Regions from separate parts of the Homo sapiens genome. Here region 1 is linked to region 2. Evidence: chromatin loops called from intact Hi-C (ENCODE). Cell type or tissue: endothelial cell of umbilical vein. All regions are shown on one strand. Links, peaks and the distances in the headings refer to the core of each region. The heading gives the core; the rest is flanking DNA. Region 1 has its middle 24 kb from the start of JAKMIP2-AS1. Region 2 overlaps DPYSL3 (dihydropyrimidinase like 3).

What was found. Peaks named below come from ENCODE experiments on the same cell type or tissue, not always from the same donor. Only the 100,000 strongest peaks of a DNase experiment are listed, where the experiment ranks them.
Region 1: a loop joins it to region 2, with 4 times the contacts of the local background. A loop is called at or near these places in 1 of 110 quality-filtered maps.

The regions. Positions count from the first base shown.
Region 1 is chr5:147,533,129-147,538,507 of GRCh38, reverse strand. No RefSeq gene overlaps it. Among named protein-coding and RNA genes, the nearest start is that of JAKMIP2-AS1, 24 kb to the left of the region's middle. In endothelial cell of umbilical vein, for the core only: no CTCF peak of the experiment used is centred there; a DNase peak (open chromatin) is centred at 2,667; H3K27ac peaks cover 2,308 bases.
Region 2 is chr5:147,451,664-147,457,042 of GRCh38, reverse strand. All of the region lies in intron 1 of DPYSL3 (dihydropyrimidinase like 3), which reads left to right. Among named protein-coding and RNA genes, the nearest start is that of DPYSL3, 56 kb to the left of the region's middle. RefSeq lists an enhancer at 595-1,096 and a silencer at 2,815-2,954. In endothelial cell of umbilical vein, for the core only: a CTCF peak has its summit at 3,005 (motif pointing left); a DNase peak (open chromatin) is centred at 2,982; H3K4me3 peaks cover 2,095 bases; H3K27ac peaks cover 1,071 bases.

The sequences.
Region 1 (5,379 bases), core at 199-5,198, 81 kb before region 2:
TGCCCAAAGGACTGACACAGAGAAAACAGAATGAACATGGGAAGAATGTGGGAAAATAACCACAACATCCACTCCCACCAGGAGGGAGGCAGAGACTAGGGTCACAAGAGGAAATTCATTTAGGTGGAAAGAGCTGGAGATCAAAGCCAGAGCCTTGTAGTGAATGAACTCAAGGACTTAGGTACATGACAGAAACACATGCCAAAGCAGAGAGTTAAAACTGTTTCAAAGAAATTCAGAAACTGTGGTTAAAGCACCAGAAAACTCAGAATCCTTTTAGGGAACAGTGACTTTCTGCTTTCCAAACTTCATTTTGGTCATTGGACAAACCAATTAATAGTGTAATTGTGGGCAAGTTTATTGCAAAAAGTCAGTATAAGCTGATAAAATATGTTTACTTGCAATAAACTTTAGAATACAACATTTTTGAGCAGAGATTCCACTTGAGGAAAGCTAATCTAAAGAAATAATCCTGAAAAGGAAATGTTTGGGCATAAAGATGAATACTTAATTATTATTCATTAGATTAGAGAAGCTGGAAACTCCTTAACTGTTTAGAAATATAGGACCAAGTAGATAAAATATGCAACATCCACTCAAAAGACTATTGGGAAAACCATGAGGAGTTATGTTTCTATACACAAATAAAATTCAGACAATTTAATGTTCAGCTTTTGAAATGAAGGATGTAGGCCGGGCGTGGTGGCTCATGCATATAATCCCAGCACTTTGGGAGGCCGAGGTGGTTGGATCGCTTGAGGTCAGGAGTTGGAGACCAGCCTGGCCAGCGTGGTGAAACCCCTGTCTCTACTAAAAATACAAAAATTAGCCAGGTGTGGTAGTGCATGCCTGTAATCCCAGCTTCTCAGGAGGCTGAGGCAGGAGAATGGCTTGAACTTGGGATGTGGAAGTTGCAGTGAGCCAAGATCGTGCCACTGCACTCCAGCCTGGGCAACAGAGTGAGACTCTGTCTCAAAAAATTTAAAAAATAAAAAATAAATGAAATGAAGGATGCAGTATTGATATGCAGAACATAATTATAAGTAAGTGGAAGTGTGCTAAAATTTAAGTGGTGTAAGAATGGTGAGACCCCGGGTAATTTTTCTACTTTTTTATGTTTTATTCATTGATCACATATAATTTTTTTCTAGTAGAATTAACAAACTCTCGAAAAGGAAAGAAATTTAAGGTGATAAAAGACAGATCATTCCCTATTGAAGAAATTCTGTATTTAAATAACAGGCACAATACAGATGGCTTATTTTACTCTCAGGACAAACCATGTCCTAGCTAATCAAAGTCTTAATCTGAGTTTTACTTTCTATTGTTGCTTGTAGTTAGCAGAGTTTTTATACTTGTGTCAAAGCTGCTACCCTTGTGATCTTTCTTGTCCCATTACTGAAGCTATTAATCCACATCATAACACATGCTTAAACCAACAAAATTGCATGTATTCAGATGTCATAGCTAATTGATGCAACTTTACAGGATCCTAATGATATGAACAAAAGCTTTCATTGCATGCAAACGAATTGGAATATCGTCACTGAGACAAGAACAGAAAAAAAAGTATGCTATATTACAAATATTTTTAACATAATCCCTTGGATTTAAGGGATAAAAAGTATGGGGAATTGAGTTTGAGTTAGATGTAATGCCTTTCAAATACATTATGAGTTCTCAGACCCAGATTTGGGAGAATCTATCCAAATTGCTCCAGCCAGAATCAACATACTTTTCAAACTACTTTGTTGTTTTAAAACCTAAATGGATAGTGTGTTATGCTTTCTTTATATTATTGGAGAATATGTGCTAACAAAAGATAAAAGAGCTCTCAGACATTAAATTAAGCTCAGAAGAATGTCAGTGAAGAACCAGAATCATAATTCCAACAAATCCCCAAACAAAGCAATATCTTGGATTTCACTGTAGATGAGGAGAATCTAAGAATTTCTTTTTGCTTCTTTTTAAGGTTAACCAAGAAGCAGCAACGAATATTATCCATTTGGCTTTGATCATAACAACAAAACATTCCAGCTATCTTGTGCAGACAAGCAGTAAAAGTCTAAACTTTAGTTCTTTTCACACTCCTCAAATTATTTTAAAAGATGGATAAACAGTAGAGATGTTTTGGTAACGCAAGAGGTTTCTAATCAGGTATATATGTGTTTTCTTCAAAATTTATCATTCTTCCTTCCCCTTGGATCAGGTACTATATTTTTTTCTACTCATACTAGTTCAAATTCCTCTTCGCCCACTCCTAAATTAGAAATGAGTCTAGTATTTTCAAGTCTTTATAGTATGTTGGGTCAAAAACAAGAAACTGCATAAAGCAATGGACTCAGCAAAATTTTAAAAGCATGGACATCAAAGTTCCTAGTTTCAAATCTGCCTTTATCATGTACCAGGTGAGTGACCTTAGGCAAGTTGTTTCAAGTCTCTGAGACTCAGTGACTTCACTCATGAAAAAGGGTAGTAGTACCTCTCTTTAAAGATTATTGTGTGTCTAAACGAATTAATACACTTGAAGCACTTAGGATGGCACTTGGTACACTGGGTGTATTTAACAAAGTGTTAGCTGTAATCATAATCAGTAACCTTTGTGTCCAACTCCAGGAAATTCTTTGGAGATGACTACACCCACCCTTCAAGATAACATGGTAGGACTGAGAGTTAATCTTTCTAGCTCACTTAACTGAACATCTGGTCAAGTTTTCATTCTAAACAATATCAGTCGGAATGAATCAGCCAGACCATGACTAAATAAGGCAAACATTCTGTAATTTTACTGTATTACAAACCAAAAATGTTTTTCCCCTCTGCTGCGAGCCAGAGGCAATGTTAAGGTGGGGTGGTAATTTATTTTGTTTAACAGACAAGGAGTGTTTAAGTTAATGCATGAACTCCAAATGCAAATATCTGGATTAAATATTTTTTTAGGGGCAGAAACTTTTGCCATTCATGAACTTCAGGAATTTATCCGTTAAATTCTAGTTAATTTTGTGATAACTCCCATAGAGAGGAAAGAGGGAGCCAACATGACTGATCTAGAAATGACGATCTTCACCGAAGTTACACACTGCTCTGTAAAATGTAACTCCTTGTCCACAAAACCTTAATGCCTCAAGGATTCTTTTTTGAGATGGAGTCTCTCTCTGTTGCCCAGGCTGGAGTGCAGTGGCCCAATCTCGGCTCACTGCAACCTCTGCCTCCCGGGTTCAAGCAATTCTCTGCCTCAGCCTCCCGAGTAGCTGAGATTACAGGCGCCCCTCACCACACCTGGCTAATTTTTTGGTATTTTTAATAGAGACGGGGTTTCACCATCTTGGCCAGGCTGGTCTTGAACTCCTGACCTCGTGATCCACCCGCCTCGGCCTCCCAAAGTGCTGGGATTACAGGCGTGAGCCACTGCGCATGACCACCTCAAGGTTTCTTAAAATGGCACAGACCCTTTTGCTAAATAAGAATTATAGAGATAAGAAAACCTTTGAGGTTGTCTATTGTTCAACCACCATATTCAGGAGGAGATAATTTAAAGGTAAGGAAGAAAACTGACGTATTTAAGGTCATATAACAAGTTTGGGACAAAATTGGGACCAGAATTGAATCACCTAACTCCTAAGGCAGTGCCTTTCATAAGATCTTCATTATTCCCCAGACTCTACTGTCTGCAATTACAGAAAATGTCTTGGCACACTGACTTCTGGAGACATATCAGCCTGGATTTCCAAATATAAGTCCATTTGCAAATTGAAAAGTGAAACGAAAGTTTTTTTCCATCTTGGCCATCTGGACACCATATGGAACATATTTGGCACTTTTTAAGATAAAACAAGTTGTGGGTGTGGCCCAAAAAAACCCAGTAATTGATCAAAAATGCATTGTACCTAGGATGATTTTAACTATCTATTGAAGAGATAAGATGGGGCGGGTCTTGGGCTAAATTCTTTATAGGAATTATTTCATTTACTGCTCACAAGAACTCTAAGATATAGTTAATATTATTACCACTCTTTGACAGATTAAAAAAACTGAGGCTTAGAGAAGTTAAATCAATTGTCTAAAGTCACAAAGTATGAAGTATCAGAGTCTAATTATAAACTTAGGTATTCTTACCCTGAAGCCTGTGGTTAACCTTTATTCTGATTTGGGGCTATTATGGCCATTGGCAGATTTACCACTGTCTCTACTTGCTCTACTTCTTGCTTAAAGTTCACAAACCTGAATGCACTCTAGGTTTGCTGGCTGGATGTTGTTGTTGTTGTTTTTTTTTCCAGTATTCTATTTATCAACAAACGCTTATACAACAGTGGTGCATCAAGCATTGTTCTAACAATATATGTTTATTACATATATATTTATTTACTTTTTACCACAACCCAATGAATGAGGTAAAATTAATATCCTCATTTTATAGATAAGCAAACTTAGGCATTTGCCCAATGTCACATAGTTGGTAAATGGCATGCTCTACATAAATGTTGCATTATTTAATGTTATCCTTTTTTTTCTCCTCCTACTTTTTTTAAGCCCTATTTTCAAAAAGGAAACTTAAAAGAGAAGTACATTAATTAAAGGATGATTGGGTAGTCCCTGATTCGTCTCCTCATCACCCTTACCACGATAACCTTTGGGGCACATCAAGCATCAAAATTAGAAAATCACTGCTTTAGCACATGTTTAAATAAACTTTTTCCCAATTATTCCACATAATTGTTGCCTATTCTCAAACCTAAAGGAACTGTGTTGCCACAAGCAATAACTTGTAGATGATTATGCAGCCATTAAAATGATAGATATAAGGACTATGTAATAACATGGCAAAGAAGCTGTAATATTAAGTGGAAAAAAGGAACACAAAATTGCATGCATTGTATGATTATACCTGTGTAAATATCTTTATGCATATACATCTTGGAATGGCATTCTTAGAGCAGTGGAGTTATAGGTGATTTTTTTTCTTTTTAAAATTCCATCTGAGACTGTTCTATCATCTAAATTAAAAGCAACCCCAATAAAATACCAAAACAAGAAAATAGTCTCAAGGAAGTATTCATTCTTTAACCTAAAGGAAAGACTTTAGTTGTAGGTTAACTATGAGGACAGTGATTCTTCATTAGATTATATTTTTGGGGCATCTATCTCATAATGATCTACCAGCATTTGGTAGATTATTTTTAGGGCATTGCTCTTGAAAATTAGTCAAGAACCTTGTCGAATGAACTACATGCATCCTCTTAAAATATCATTTTGCCATTAAAATAACTTTGTGATGGGTTTGTCATGACATGGTAATGTTTATATTACAATGGTGAATTTTTTTAAAAGGTGAAATGTAATGTTGTATACATAGTATAATCATAGCTATATTATATATTT
Region 2 (5,379 bases), core at 76-5,075:
AATGAATGAATGAATGAGTGATGGTGAGGAAGAGAACCCAGTTAGGAGGTTACAATAATTCAGGTGATAGCCAAATGATGGCTAAACACAGGAAGAAACTTTGCAAATCATGAGAGGAGACCATAGTCTGGATACATTTAAAAGATAGAACTGGCTGGGTGCGGTGGTTCATGCCTGTAATCCCAGCACTTTGGGAGGCTGAGGCAAGCAGATCACATGAGGTCAGGAGTTCGAGACCAGCATGGCCAACATGGTGAAACCCCCTCTCTACTAAAAGTACAAAAATTAGCCAGGTGTGGTGGCAGACACCTGTAATGCCAGCTACTCAGGAGGATGAGGCGGGAGAATTGCTTAAACCTGGGAGGCGGAGGTTGCTGTGAGCCGAGATCACCCCACTGCACTCCAGCCTGGGCAACAAGAGCGAGACTCTGTCTCAAAAAAAAAAAAAAAAAAAAAAAAAATAGAATCAGTAGCATTTGCTGAAAGATTGTCTGTGGAGAGTAGGGGCATGATTGAAGGAGAGAAATCAAGGATGGTGCCAAACCTTTCGCCTGAGCAACTGGAATGGAGTACCCATTGATTTAAGTGTGGAAATCTGTGGTGTGGCAGGTGTGGTAGCCAAAATTAAGTTTCTTTGGGACTGTAAATCAAGTCTATTTCTACATCTTCCTCTCCCTCTTTCAGTTTACTGAGATACCTAAAGCCAAGCACTGCTGTGTATCCAAGGAAAACCATTCAGAGTCATTCTACTGTGGAAAACATCCATACTGGTTCCATTCTTCTCTCTCTTGGCCAGACACAGAGGCATCCTGTGTTGATGGCTGCCTTTCTTATGGCCAAGGAAGGCTTTTTCCTTCAAATTCATCTTAGAGGCTTTATTTTGGTTCAAGAAAGTGAAAGATAATTGAAGGGGATGAAACAAGGAAAATAGTGTTTGTTGTACATTTCTGATGATGGCAACAGCTTGAATCAATTTGCTGTGTTTCTGTGTCTGGCTGGTCACAGCAGCCGGATCCAGAAGAACACATTGCAATTGCCATTCAGCATGGCCTCTTGCATGCAAACCTGACCTCAAAAAAGCTTAACCAAGTCTTGTTATTTGAAACAACACACACACACACACACACACACAATCAAGTGATCAAAAATATGGTATAAATCTATTTAGTAAAGAGTGTTCTGGATTATAATGATGGTAACAGAGGAGATAACTCAGATGTAAGAAAGGCAAAGAAACTTGTAAAATTAAAAAAAAAGGCAGCAGCAGCGGTATTTTTTTTTTAGGATTGTAAATGTCCCCTACATATTTTTGCTTTTCTTGAGAAAAATGTGCAAGATCCTTTCCAGCAAGTTTGGGGCAGTAAAATCTACAGGAAAGATGCAGAGAGAGAGAGCTCTGCTGGTTTCCATAGTATGTAGTTAATTCTCCTTTTACTCTGTTCTAAATATAATCCTGCTCATTTGCATGCCAATCCCCAGAATGCTTTGTAATTTCACAACTCTTGGCTAGTGGTCTCAGCACTTACGCTTTAAGAACAAAGCAAAATGTTTAGGGCGTGCCTTTGGCCCAGTCTTTTTATTCCCCCTTGTGTTTTGCAAGAGTATAGGGAGGTGATCTTTGCTTGGCATTCATCCTCCTTTGCAGAGTATCACAGAAATAAAGTGGAGACTGCTGTGGACTTTTCTTGCGAAGACTGCATTCAGTCCAATTAACCATAAATAACCAGAAGCTTGGATTAACTCACTTGAGAGGGAGTGTTTAAGGGGGGCTTTGTGTGTCCTTGGATTATGTGACCAGTCTGGTTCGTTTCGGGTTTATGGAAAGCCCAAGCCGGAGTATTCTGTATTCTCTTTCTGTGGATGCCTTATATAGTTTCTTTATCGCAAGCACGTCTTCACTTTAATGACAAGATGTCTAGAATTGCCATCAGTGGGCTGCCTTATGGAAACGTGAATTCAAGATTCAACACAGCTTTAGTCATGCTTAGTGACATACAGGATTTCTATTTAATAGAACATTAAGATTGACAATTGGGGAGCGGTGGGAAAATTGTCTTCAAAGGGTTTTATAATTTTTTTTGCATAGCAAGTCTTTTTTTGGTTCCTTAAATTTTATGTTTGGAATTATTTGTCGTGAGAGTTGAGGAGCTCCCTCACCCCCAGCCACCACTCAGACCCCACCCACAGTGGCCTCTCCAAATATGTCTCCCTTTGGCCGTTTGATTTTAGCAGGTAGCTAAAGGACAATGTATTCCATCGCCGAAGGGCCATGGTTTTGCTTGTAATAACATATAAACCTTCGTCTGTCAGCCCTGCCTAAAGTAAACTCGGGATTGTGAGCAGTGCACGTGGTTCATTACTGATGGGGAGCAATAGCAGTTCTACTCCAAATCCATGGCTGCGCACCAGGAACGTGTCTGGGCTACTGCCTTCCCACTCCACAGGTGTTTTCTACTTTTTACTCACAGAGCAGCATTCATGTTCTTTCTTTGATTCTGAGACTCAGTCAGGCAGTGGAGTTTCTTTAACAAGATACTACTTGGATATTTTTTAAATACAGGGAATGGTTGAGTCCACTGCTACCGTGCCCCTTGCAGCCTCTGAGAGCGAGTCACGGCTTTCCATTTTCTAATGTGTATGTTCCGGGTCTGGGGACCCCAGCAGGCCCGCCAGGTTGCAGAGTCGGACCAGTCTCCGGCGTCTGAAGGGGCTGCGCCGCTGTTTACCACCCCGCGAGCAGCAGAGGCGGCGCCCAGCCCTCCTCTCGAACAAAGGCGCGGCCGCCGCATTCGACCCGCGCCATGGCAGAGGAGAGCGGGTGCCGGGAGGGAAGCCGGGAACCGTCTCCATTCTGAAACTAGGGCGGGGAAGGTAGGAGATCCGACGAGGAGCTGGCTGGGGGCGGCGGCGCCCGCAACTCGGCCCCGCGGCCGGGAGGGCGTAGCTGATGCTCCCACCCCCGGGACTCAGCCTCCGCTCCCGAAAAGCCCCTCGCGCCCCCTGGTGGCTGTGGAGCAGCCTGACTCCGCAGCACTCGCGAATCAGAAAAAAAAAAAAAAGAAAGAAAAAGAAAAAGTGGGTGAGGCAGATGCAAAGAGGAAAATCAATAGGGATAAGAGAGAAGAGGGAGGAGTCGCAGATCAGCCATTCTTGTCTTATGGGGTCCCAGCTGGCGCAGCAAAAGAAAAAAAAAAACAAAACCCGGGCGTGAACGCGGGTGGAGGAGGGTGTGCGTGGGGGGGCGGGGGTGAAAGGGGGACCGGGGAGATTTACTATTGTCTCTGGCAGCCGCCGCGGGAGCCCGGGAGGGGGGCGGAGGCGGGCGGAGGCGGCGGCGCGGCCAGCGCACCATTCACTCCACCTGATCTCGGGGCGCTGTGCGCTGAGGAAGGCGCGGGCGAGCCGGAGCAGAAGAAGGAGGGAGGGAGCCAGCCGCTGCAGCCACCACCGCCACCATGTCCTACCAAGGCAAGAAGAACATCCCGCGGATCACGGTGAGTCCGGGCGCCGCTGCTCCCTCCCTCCTCGCTCGCTCCCTGTCCGCTGCGCTGCGGGCGGGGTCGGCTCGGATCCCGCCGGCTTCTCTGGCCTGGTCCCCGGGGAGGGACGGAGACCCGGGGTCCGGGTGGCGGAGCGCGGCGGTCAGTCCAGCCGGCGCCACACAGACTGAGCGACCCTGGGGTTTGGGGAAAACAAAACAAAGAGGAAACCCAAACAGTGGCACGGAGAACTTTGGATTATTTATCCTCCCTTCCCACCGCCGGTAGTTCCCCAGGAGCGCGGGGCTCGCGGCTCTCCCAGGACCACTGCTCCGCCTGGAGTGTCGGTTTTTGCCGCCCCAGGTTGAGGTGTGCTTTTTGTCTAAGGATCCTTTTGGCCGTGCTGGGTTTGGAGAGATGACACCTTTCCCCAGGGGTACTTGGCAGCCCGACCGCGCCCCTCTCCCAGCTCCAGCCCCACGGCTCTGACCCCTGCGCCGCGAGGGTGGCAGGGTGTCTGGACCACCTGTCCTCGCCGTGTCCCCTTCTTGCCTGCGTTCAGTCCGACTCATGTTTCAATGTATCGTTTATGGGACTGGACAGCTAACGTGGCTGCAGTGGGAATGATCAACTTTATGTGTGTGTGTGTGTGTGTGTGTGTGTGTGTGTGTGTGTGTGTGTGCCTTCGATGCACTTTACATTTTTCATTTCTTTTCTCCCTCACATCAAAGAAAAGGCCGAGTTTTTAGAGCAGATTTTAGTTTACTGTCGCGGGCGCACGCTGTATGCATGCAGTGTTCAACCCATTGTGTGCAAGACGGAGACACCGCGACTGGCGGGTGTCAGATGCGCTAGGGTGTGCCTAGGGCGGGGTGGAGAGGGGACGTGCCATTATCAGGTACAGAAGCCGCGTCTTCACCGGCGCCCAGCAAGGCTGGGATTCCGTGGTGATGCGCTGTAATGATGCCCCCAAATAGTAGGCACATATGGCAGGCTGGGATGGTCATTTACAAAAATAGAATAAATAAAAACTAACGTTTTTTAGTTTAGCACGAAGCAGTGCGGTTGTGCTTTGTCTATAGTGAATTGGATGGTGTGTGTGTGTGTGTGTGTGTGTGTGTGTGTAGTGGGGGAATGGGTGGCTACTCCATCTTTGCAAGCTGAACAAAGGAAGTGATCAGCTGGCCCCTGGGAGGCTCTGCAGCCGCCCTAGGGCAGAGCTTTACCTGCCACAGTAGTTGATTTGCAGGGTCCGCCAGGTTTTGTTGTGGGCATGAGTCTGTTTGCACTTGTTCCCTTAGGCTTGGAACATCCTGTGCGTTTGCGATTGAGATGCAGAACCTTCCCCTCTGCAGGCAGGAAGAAGCCTCCCTTGCGCCTACTATGTTTTATTGTCAAATGGTTTATTTCTTTTGCCGCACCATACCTTTTTCATGCAACTGAGCTTCACTTCACACAAATGCACCCCACCCCTACCAGCTTCCCAGCTGGTGCTGGGGAAGAAACACTCCCCAGGGAGAAGAGTTGAGGCCAGCAGGGATCCTTTTGCCTGGTAGAGGCTTTGGGTTTTAACTGATCCTCCTTTACCACTACCTGATGGCATTCACTTTCCATTATTGAAGAAACATCGTGGGTCTTTTACAATGCACAGTATTGTCTAGTGCTGACTGTCTTGTCTTTCCAAAGAGCTGTGGAAATTATCATCCAAAAAAAGAAAGAAAGAAAGAAAAAAGAAAAAAAGAAAGAGAAAAAGCTGATTGGGACAAAAGCTCAATTTTTACTTATCTCCCCAACTCAGGAGATTGAACCACAGCTCTCATGCTATTCTATGCTGGAGGTATGCCACATGTATCTGCCACTTGCTTTAACATCCAGTATATATTTGCTAGTTTTCCTGTTT